Regions from separate parts of the Mus musculus genome. Here region 2 is linked to region 1. A link is a loop called in an ENCODE intact Hi-C map of the cell type or tissue named here. Cell type or tissue: heart. All regions are shown on one strand. Each heading gives the region's core, and the rest is flanking DNA. Links, peaks and the distances in the headings are about the cores only.

Region 1 (5,375 bases), core at 137-5,136:
GATGCATCTTTGTGTGAGGAGGATGAAGTTATGTATCGCAGGAGACAAAGGCGGAAAGAGCTGAGAACTGAGGATGGACAGAACCCCAGCAGGGATTCCAGCAGGAATTTGTAGCTAATGAAACATTGATGGTGCACATTCATCTCCCTAGTTATGTATCCAGCTACCCCAAATTCCACACAGCAGCTATACAGAAAAGGGGAGCCCAATTACCTAATTTGTTCCCCATGAAGGATAAGGGGTAGCACTAAGAAAAGAACTGTGACACAGGAGAGATGGAGCAGACCAACCAGAATCACACTGTGGAGAGAAAGGAGGACAGAACACATTGGCATGGCAGAAGGCTAAGCATCTTTATAAGTGATCCAAAAGCCAGTGAAACAAAACCCAAGCTTTGCAGAAGCAGTTACCTGGGTTGGGCTGGGGACTCCTTGCCTACAGTGTCTGCATTAGTAATCAGCCTGTTGGATATCTTAAAATAGATGGAGTCTTTATTTTTTTTATAAGTGCTGGTATTTATATTTTTCAAAAAATAGCATGAAAAAAAGGAAGCTTTAAACAGAAACATCTTCAGGTGATGAGCATTTCTGCCACAGGTGTGTGGACAGGAACACACAGTCACCCTGATTCCATTTAAGTTTAACTGTCTCCATTTTTATTCACTTGCATTCATAGGTGATGATGCTGTCCAAATCAACTCTGCTCTGTTGCTTTTCTGGATTTCTTCTGTCAGTTATTGAGGCTGAAAACTTATGTATGCGATACTGGATTTGGTTGTTATTTCTTATTGTTCTAGTATGTTTTCCCCGTCTTCGTGTTATAAAGGTGTGGTATTAGGAGTATACTCAGAGTTTATTTTAGTTTGCTTGTTTTGGTTTTGGTTTTTGGTTTTTCGAGACAGTTTTCCTGTGTAGTACTGGTTGTCCTGTAACTCACTCTGTAGACCAGGCTGGCCTTGAACTCACAGACATTCTCCTGGCTCTGCCTCCCTAGGCCTTGGATTAAAGGCATGTGCCACCATAATCTGAGTGTATTTTAGTTCTTAGGGTTTCACTGGGTAGCCCTCGGTGGCCTCTTCTCACAGACATGCAGCTGGCTGTGCCTCCCCATTGCTGGGATAGAAGGCATTGCTACCACGCCCAGCCATGTTTACTGTCACTTGATGACTGACTTGCCCTCTTTATTATCACTGGCAATGTCCTTTGGCCCAAAATCTGCCTCGACTTTAAAATCAAATTTAGTCTCCTTTTGACTATGTGAGGATGGTCACTTTGAATCTGCTGGAGTATTTATCTTTAACATTTTTTCTGTAGTAAACACATGGCTGGGTCTGACTTGTTTTTCAATCTAATGTGACAAACCTATACTTCGGCGTTTAGATAATTTACATTTTACTGCGGTTACTTTTATTACTAGCGTGGTCTAGTCTCGTCAACATTTGTTTACTCACATTCTGGAAAATTCGTGTAAATACAGGAGACAACAAAAGTAGTTTTGAAAGTTCAATAGTGTCACGTTACAATAAATAGGGTTTTCTAAAAACACGTGTATGTTTTTGTTTAGGCTACCTGGACATGCTAGTCCTTCATCCACTCAGTCCAACATGATGTAAGTGACTGCCTAATGGGCACAGCTCTGTTGATGCATACCGATCTGGCTCTCACTCACATTCTCCCGTCTAGATAACAGATGCTATGGTCTGACTCCCCTGCTCCCCAGCATAGCTGCAGCCATTCTGTTCTATGCCTGCCAGCTATTTCACAGTGTTGCTGTAACATGCCTGCCAGTCACTGACATAGAGAAGTGACTGAGCTCAGGGACACGCTGGCCACATACCCTGTTTTGTTCTGTGTGCTCTCAATGATCTGTATGAGGTTTGCTTATCTTATTTCACAAAGCTGTATGTAGGACCCATTGAATCAAAGGTAAATAGCAACTGTTATGTCTAAAATATCTTGAGTAAAGCTGACCACTGGGCAGCTCTTCCTGTACCTGCATATGAGCTCAGTGTTTTTTTTTTTTTTTTTTTTTTTTTTTTTTTTTTTTTTTTTTTTGGGGCTGACATTGAAGAATGCTGCTAATAAGCCAAAAAGTTTTAATACTCATGTTCTGTTATCTCACTGTTCTGAAATTCCCCAGTTCACCACCCATCCACCCCCCACCTTACTCAGGTCCTATCAGCTTAAAGGTTGCTAAAAATATACTTTGCCTAGGAAGCCAACAGCTCCCCTCCCTGCCCTTTAAACGTTTGAACCTGGTTTCTCATATAAAAAGCCTACCCTGAGAGCAGACCAGTACTACAATTAGGCTCCCGAGTCCTTTTTGCAGTCCTGAACTCCAGTATTATGGTACGTGTTTAATACACTAGTCTTGCTTAACTGAGATTGGTGTATGTATATAAGGTTTGAGTGGCGACTTCCTGAACTCCAACACAGCGACAATGAACCCTGGGAGTGTCTAGAACTTCTGTTTCTCTCTGAAATCGCTAAACTACCCACGTTCAAACCCAACAATTCTTTAGTTCAGTCTTTTCCAATTTACCATAGTCCCCACCAGAGCACAGCGAGGTGGAATCCCACTCAGTCTCAAGCAAAGATACAGCCAATTACAGCCTGATTTGATCTTACTTCTTTTGAACTTTAAAACTTCAGTTTGTCTGTCAGCTCCACAGGAGAGAAAATCAGTTACTAGTAGAACCCGGAACTATTTTGATCACAGGAGGGAGCCTCCCCTTTAAAGTCGGGGAGTACCCCCCTCCCCCTGGGAACTCTCACAAGCCACAGGACGCAGCTCTCAAATGGGCTGGGCCAAGTTGCATGCTGGGATCTCTCTGGAGCCCTGGGCTTCTCGGATCTCCGGTAGCGAGGGCTGTAGTTTTCAGGGCCACCATGGCAAGAAGTAGTGGATAGGCTCTGGGTGTCCTGGTGCCGCTAATGCGGAAAGTCCGATCTTTCTGGTCGGAGGAAGAAATCTCTAGTTGGCTTCGGTCTCCACGTAAGGCGGGAACCAGCCGGCTGGGTGTGGATGTGGACCGCGGTGTGGGGTGGTTGTGTATTTATGTGTGGGGGGACGGTGCTGCTGCAGGTGGTGGTGGTGGTGGTGGTGGTGGTGGTGTGTGTGTGTGTCTGTCTGTCCGAGTGTGCACACTTTGAGCTCTCTGCATTATCTCTGTCACCCAGTGTCACCCGGCTTGTTGCTCTCTGCTCCTACTTTCTCCCCTGGCCACAGGGGCTGAAGCAGAGGACCAAGCTTCTGAGAGAAGAGTCCGCACTGAAGGGAAGCTTTCCCTGAGGCCCAGAGTTGAGCATGGGAGGAGCATTTCAGGCCGGAAGAGTCTCCAGGGTTGCTTAAGAGAGCAGGCAGCTACTTGTTGAGCCCCAGGACTTTCCCAGAGCCCTATCCTAGCCACGTGAGTGTTGACAGAGTAGCAGAAAGTGCTCCCTGAGGATGCTCTCAGATATAGTCTGGGATCTCGCGCTTATTCAGGCTCCGTGCCTCAGCCATTACAAAGGAGGGCTGAAGTAGAATAAGGACTTTATTGCTGCACATCAAAGATTAAAGAATGAGCTTGTGCTTTGTTTGAAAATGAGGTTTTAGTTTTAGAATATGGAATTGTCAGTAACTGAAGGAGGGACAGGCAAATTGATACCTCCACCATTGTGTCCCTTACATTGTCCCTTCCCTTTCCACTTAGTATTCGCATTATCCTTCCAATGACATCCCTTGACATCGTCTCTCTACAATCACTTCTTTTTCTGAACAAATTATAGATAGGAGTCTCCAGAGGTTAGCGTTAGGGCTTTTACATCCCGATCTGTTAAATTGGCGCCTATTTCAATGGCATCACTCATCCTATCTTTACAGGCCTGCCTCTCAAAGCAGCAGAAAACTGCAGGTGGTTGACTATGTCTGTTCACCATTTCAGCTGGGAAAGTGATAGCACTGAATTTGGCATCTTTGAGAGCTAGTGATTTTCTGAGTGTGTGTGTGTGTGTGTGTGTGTGTGTGTGTGTGTGTAATGGGTAACACTGGCCAGATCCAGATGAGCAATGCCGTCCGTGGCTGATAGTGGGTGTGGATCTGTGGTATCAGGTTGAAGTCTTGGTTCTGTCCCCTCAGGCTCTCCAGGCCTGTCAGGAACCTTAGGATGCCTGTGGTGAAGCCTGTTAGTGCAATGCCGCCATATCCTAAGGGCCTGGTGTGCTTTAGTTGTTGCTCTGTGAGGCCATCTTGGGTTCATTCCCCTCAGTGTTCTGCAGGACAAGGGAGTGTGAGAAACAATGCGATTGCTGGGCAGTGGTGGTGCACACCTTTGATCCTAGCACTTGGGAGGTAGAGGCAGGTGAATTTCTGAGTTCCAGGCCAGCCTGGTTTACAGAATGAGTTCCAGGACAGCCAGGGCTACACAGAGAAACCCTGTCTCTACAAAAAAAAAAAAAAAAAAGCGGCCCAGGTGCAGGGCGAGCTGGAGCTCAGGGTGGAAGATGGGTCCCTTCTGCTGGCCTCTTCTGGAGGAGTTCAAGGCAGACATGTTTGTGCCCTGCACTCCCACACTGCCCCCTTGGCCGTGGGTTGTCTGGGTTAGGGGGGGATTGGCTTTGTGTAGACTCCTGTGTGCTTCCAATTTGTGTGTGGGAGGCTGTGAGCGGTGGGAGGGGAGAGAGTGAGTGGGGAGGCTTGAGAAATAAATGTAGTCGATGACATCACAGTGACAGAAGTCAGCCTGGGAACATCAAGTCACAATGCAGTGAATGGCTTTCTTTTTGTCCCCCAGGAGAGGAAGCCTGAAGAAGAATGGCCAGCTCCAGTTCTCAACACATGGTCTGTGTAAGTTGACAGTTTTCTCTTTGACATAGGGTGACTTCAGGTTATGTGACTCCTGCCCTCTTTCCCTCTTGAAGCTTCCCAAGGATCCGGATTCCCCCAGCCCAGTCTGCCCCTTTCCAGTGAGGGCTGGCAGGTCTGAGCACTTCCTGTCTGTGCCTCTTCCCAGCGTGCACTGCGGTTGACTTTGAATGCGTTCCTCCACGTGTGCTCTCTGCTTGGTCTGTGCTCAGGGAGGACTGTCCCTGCAGTGGAGGTGTCAGTCCCACAGGGAAACAGGGGCCTTGAGGGCTTCAGAGCTTTGAGGGGATGGTCTCATTGAGTGCCCTGGGAAACCTGATTGACATCTGTGGTGTTGTTAGGCTAATGACCCTGGGAGTTATGGAAGACTGAGGAGACATGCTGACCACCTGAAAGGTTTTTTGTTAGTTTGTTTTGTTTTGACCAAAAATTATAATATGGAATGGTATATAGTTTATAGAAGTCATTCTCATGACAACAAATGTTAACGACATCATGTGATAGTATGATAAACTCAAGGACTCACAGCA
Region 2 (5,375 bases), core at 311-5,310, 56 kb before region 1:
AGAGCACTCATACAAATAAATCTTAAAAAATAGAATAAAATAAAATCCCCAAAGTTCATTTACCCATGAAGACTTAGGAGCCAGATGCTGGGTTGAAGGTCTCCTAGCTCTGAGAGCTGGTGCGAGCACCCAGCTATCCTTTCTACTCCACCAATGTCCCCGAAGGAAAAAGCGATTTCTTCTTCTCCATGCTGTCTTAAATACCCTTTTACTCAATGCCCCTCCTTTCTGCTTTCTTAGGTTAACTCCCTGTCATCTTATTGGTTGTTCTGCCTCTTGATCTAGGGTTGACTTTACTTTTAGCTTTTGGATTAGAGGTGTGTGCTAGGGCTGAGCCACACCACAAGGTTTTTCCAGGTCACAATCTTGAGGCTCATAATGTGATCAAATATCCTGGAACATCTGCTTAGACTCTCAACCCCACACCAGGTTGCCTATTCTGGTGACCCTGAATATGGTCCACTTCATCACTTGGAACATCTATCTATTTGATTCTGGTCTCTTGTACTATACCATACTTTGCATGAAAATTGGACAAATGAAATATCTGAATGAAGATGGCAAACTAACCCACCAAGAGGGACATTTGGATTATGTGTGTGTTTATGTGTGTGTGGTCTCTGCACATGAGTGTGGGTGCTTACAGATTCCAAAAGATGACACTGGATCTCCAGGAGATGAAGTGACAGGCAGTTGAGAGCCTTTCAGTATGAGTGCTAGGAACCAAACTGGGGTCCTATATAAGAGCAGTGCTCACTCTCAAATGCTGATCCAGTCTGCAGCCCCACTTTTCTTTCTTCCTCCTTCTAACTTTCTATGTTGCTTGCTTGCTTGCTTGCTTGCTTGCTTGCTTGCTTGCTTGCTTGCTTTGCAAGACAGGTCTCATCCTGTAGCTCAGGCTGATCTTGAACTCCTGGCTCTCTTGCCTCACTCTTTCCAGCTCTGGGATGCTGGGATTGCAGGTTCTTCCATATCCAGCTAAATAGGTTGTTCTTTCATTGCGTATAAGGAAGAACTTGCAGAGAATACAGTTTTCTCCAATGCAGCCTCACTGGGTATATCCACCATACCCGAGGACAGGCCACATGCCCAGAAATAATTGGCCAACACAAAATAAACTCAGTGGCATTTGTGTGGACCTTTTGCTTCATTTTGTGTTGTTTTGGTATTTTAGTTTCTGTCCTATAGGTCATAAAGCCTTATTCACTTGTATGCATCTGCATGTACACCACTTCCCACACACATCTAAACAGGCACACTACACTCACATAAAAACTAGAAGAAAAGAAGATGAAGAAGGGAATGAACAGCACTCTCTCAGTAAGTGGCATTGTCACAGGCCACCCAGAACCTCATGGGATTTAAAGAGATTTCAGCATAGATTGGGACGAAAGGCAGTAACCCAGGCCCATTGATTACTATAGGCATACTTAATAGTCATTAGATTGAGAATAAAACAAACCAGAAAGCTTTGCATAAGCAGTCATCTGGGTGTGGAGAGGGACTCCTTGCCTATGGTCTCTACTTTAGTAATCAGACCGTGAAGTATCTTAAAAATAGATGTAATCTTTAATTTTTAAAAGTTCAGTAGAAAATATATAAAGTTTTAGTTTTACCAAAAAAGAAAGCATTTAAGAAAAGAAAGCTTTAATTAAAAGCATCTCTAGATAATAGGCATTTCTGCTATAGGTGTGTGTCTACAGGAACACCCTTCATTTAAATGCTTCCTGGAGTTCCGACATGAGGACTGTATTTCCCAGGGTCCACTGCGCCGGAAGTAAGGGATCCAATTCCAGTGTCGTGCGTGAGCAGCCTGATTCCATTAAAGGTTGTCTCCATTTTGATTCTGACAGCTTTCACAGTTGATTTGCTGTGCAATTTGACTAGGCACTGTTGCTGTTCTGGGTTTGTTCCATCAGTTATTGAGATTGAAAACATTTGTTTGTGACAGTGGATTTGGCTGATATTCCTCATTGTTTGAGCAGGCTTTTCCCTCCATGTTTGAAATATGCTATTAGGAGTATGCTTGGAATATGTATTAATTCTTAGACAGGGTTTCACTGTGTAGTCCTAGCTGGCATCATTCTCACAGACATCCACCTGGCTGTGCCTCCCCACTGCTGGGATTAAAAGCATTTGGTACCACACCCAGCCAAATTTATTTTCAATAGATTAATTACCTACCCTCTGGTAATTAACATTACCCTTTGGTAGTGTTGTGTGTCCCCAGTGTGCCTCAATTATCAAATCAACTTGACTCTTCTTTTAACTATTATTACTATTATTAGGATGGTCACTTTTTTTTTTCTTTTTCTTCTTCTTTTTTTTTTTTTTTTTTTTGGGTTTTTTGTTTTGTTTTGTTTTGTTTTTTTGAGACAGGGTTTCTCTGTATTGCCCTGGCTCTCCTGGAACTCACTTTTTAGACCAGGCTGGCCTCGAACTCAGAAATCCACCTGCCTCTGCCTCTGGAGTGCTGGGATTAAAGGCGTGCGCCACCACGCCCGGCTGGATGATCACTTTAATTTGCTAGTGTATTTAACTTTAACATATTTTACTAGTTAATACATGGTTGGGTCTGACTTGTTGTCAAATCTCATCTGACAACCTATACTTTAACGTTTGGACCATTTTTAATAAATACATTTAATATGATTAATGGTCTTAGTAGGAACGTCTATTATCTTGAAATTTGTTTTCTATCATGCTCTGGAATGAAAAAGTTGTGCGTAAATATAAGAAGAAACACAAGTGATTTTGGAAGTTTAACAGTGTCATGTTAAAACAAAAATAGGTGTTTCCTACAAAAATGAAGCCTACTTGTGTATTTAGAATCCCTTTATGCGCTACTCATTCATTCTTCAAGATGGGGTAAATGACTGTCTCTCGGACACAGTTCTGTTGATACACAGCCACGGTTTTTTGTTTGTTTGTTTGTTTTAAATCTAAATTAACAGGGATACTGAAGCCAGGGAGGGTCCAGAACATCTGTCTCCTTGAAATCGCTGATGTAGACTTCCCACGTGTTAAACCAACCAATTCTTTAGTTCGGTTTTCAAATTTACCATAGTCCCTAACGGAGCACAATGAGGGTGAATCCCACTCAGTGGGGCTCAGGCAAAGCGGAATCAAGTCATTTACATCCCGACCTGACCTTACTTCCTAATCTGCATTTAAAACTTGGGCTCCTCTGTCCTCCACAGAAGAGAAAATCAGTTACGCTCAGAACCTGGAAGTATCTTTTGAACACAAATCAGGGAGCTTCAAAGCCTGCGCCCTTTTGCAAAGTCCCTGAAACCACCCTGCGCAGCTCCCAGGTGGACTGCTCCAAGTAGCAGGACCGGAGCTCCTTGAACTTCAGAGTACCGTGCTTCCTGGAGTTCCGTCGCCAGGACTGTATTTCCCAGGGTCCACCGCGCCGGAAGTAAGGGATCCAATTCCGGTGTCGTGCGTGGGCACCGCGGAAATTGACATTTATGGTCGTTGAAGAAACCAGTTTGGTCTAAGTCTTCACAGAGTAAGGCCGGACTCATCGGGCTGGGTGTGGGTGTGGAGGGTGGTGTGGGGGTGCTGATATATGAGTGAGTGTGTGTGTATGTCTGTGTGTCTGTGTATATATACCTGCATTATTTGTGTCTCTGTGCTTGTCGCTTTCTGCCCCGTCGTTTTTTTGTTTTTGTTTTTGTTTTTTCCTTGGCCACTGGGACTACACAGAGGACCAAACTTCAGTAAGGAGAGGTCAGGTGCGGAGTCTGCCAGAGGTTCAGAGGAGCTTGAGACGAGCATTTGAGGCTGGAAGTGCCTCCGAGGGTCGCCTGGGAGGGCAGCTACTTGCTGAGTTCCACGATTTTCTCAGAGCTGTAGCCATTGTGAGTGTTGAGGGAAGTGAAGGAAAGTGCTCACTGAGGATGCTCTCGGATATAGTCTGAGATCTCGTGCTTACTCAGGCTCCCCGAGTAGACAGTTATTCCAAAGGAGGGCTCGAGACCCATGAGAACATTATTGCTTCCTAAGATTCAACAGCGAGTTTGCTCTTTTTTTTTTTTTTTTTTTTTTTTTTTGGTTTTTTGAGACAGGGTTTCTCTGTGTAGCTCTGGCTGTCCTGGAACTCACTTTGTAGACCAGGCTGGCCTCGAACTCAGAAATCCGCCTGCCTCTGCCTCCCAAGTGCTGGGATTAAAGGCGTGCGCCACCACGCCCGGCTGCGAGTTTGCTCTTAATGTTTGAGAAATGAGGTTGAAGTTTTAGAATATGTAATTGTCACTACATGAAGAAGGAATGTGCAGATTCATACCTCCACCATTGCGTCCCCTCATTGTTTCTTCCCTTTCCACTTAGTATTCATAGTATCGTTTCAGTGACCCTTGACTTGTTTACAGTCACGACCTCTTAAGATGTTATAGACAGGAACCTTCAGAGGTTAGTGTTAGGGTTTTTGTTGTTGTTGTTGTTTGTGTGTATGTGTGTTTGTTTTGTTTTGGTATTAGTACAGTATGATATTTTGGATTCTATGTGTGCTCTGGAATGACTAAATTCATAACAGTTTTGTAGTGAATACACTTACTGCCTACTCTCTTAGTCTTTACAAACTATTAGTCATGTCACCGTGTTTCACAACGTACCTCTTGAGTGTCTGCTGTGTGGCTGACATTTTATTGTCCTTGACCACCTTCTTCCCAGCTCTCTTCATTATGGATCTGCATCTCCCACTCTCCACCCCGATGCTGCACATCCAGCCTCCGCCACTCAAACCCCAGTAACCGGCATCTTACTGTTCCTAGGAGAAAACAGCTTCAAGACTCTACATGAGTGAGGTTGTGTAATTCAGAGCTTATATTTGCCAACAAACTTTAAGCACTGTAGCTGGGCAGATTCTCATCTATATGGCTGCCTACCACCCAGCCATGTGCCCTGCTACTTGTCACCTTGGTCCTGTCTCTGCTCCACCAGTGTTCTCATGGTGACTCCCCTGGTGACTTGCTCATAGATCCCGTCCTTGCCCTATCTGTCTCTCTGTACCTCTGCTTGGAACATCCTGACTGCTTCCTCTCTCCTGCCCATCTGTTGGGCAGATTAGCTCTTTATTAACCAATTAGAGTTGAAGGAAAACAGTTTTACACAACATTAAGGTCGGGCCAATTAATGATGGCAGTGCTAATGTCCAGACTGTAACCAATCTCTGGGCACAGAAATCACCATCAGAGTACACAGTGTACAGAACCATTCCCCAACATAGATGAGGGAAGGTTCTCAGGAGAGTGGTCCATGGTGCACAGTCCCATTCACTAACAGTGGGCACAGAATGCTGGACGCTGCCTGAGCACTGCAGCCCCTCCAGCCTTGCTGTGCTTCAGCCCTGAGTTTACACAGGAGGGGCC

Evidence for each region. Peaks named below come from ENCODE experiments on the same cell type or tissue, not always from the same donor. Only the 100,000 strongest peaks of a DNase experiment are listed, where the experiment ranks them.
Region 2: a loop joins it to region 1, with 5 times the contacts of the local background. A loop is called at or near these places in 2 of 42 quality-filtered maps.

What each region holds. Positions count from the first base shown.
Region 1 is chr7:27,857,763-27,863,137 of GRCm38, forward strand. It overlaps Zfp607a (zinc finger protein 607A), which reads left to right and starts at 2,823. Exons shown (of 5, transcript NM_001024726.2): 1 at 2,823-2,994; 2 at 4,775-4,827. The coding sequence starts at 4,795. In heart, for the core only: no CTCF peak of the experiment used is centred there; DNase peaks (open chromatin) are centred at 2,809 and 3,359; H3K4me3 peaks cover 2,538 bases; H3K27ac peaks cover 2,423 bases.
Region 2 is chr7:27,801,398-27,806,772 of GRCm38, forward strand. It overlaps a transcript of Zfp626 not described here. Among named protein-coding and RNA genes, the nearest start is that of Zfp626, 3.1 kb to the right of the region's middle. In heart, for the core only: no CTCF peak of the experiment used is centred there; a DNase peak (open chromatin) is centred at 3,414; H3K4me3 peaks cover 1,422 bases; H3K27ac peaks cover 1,137 bases.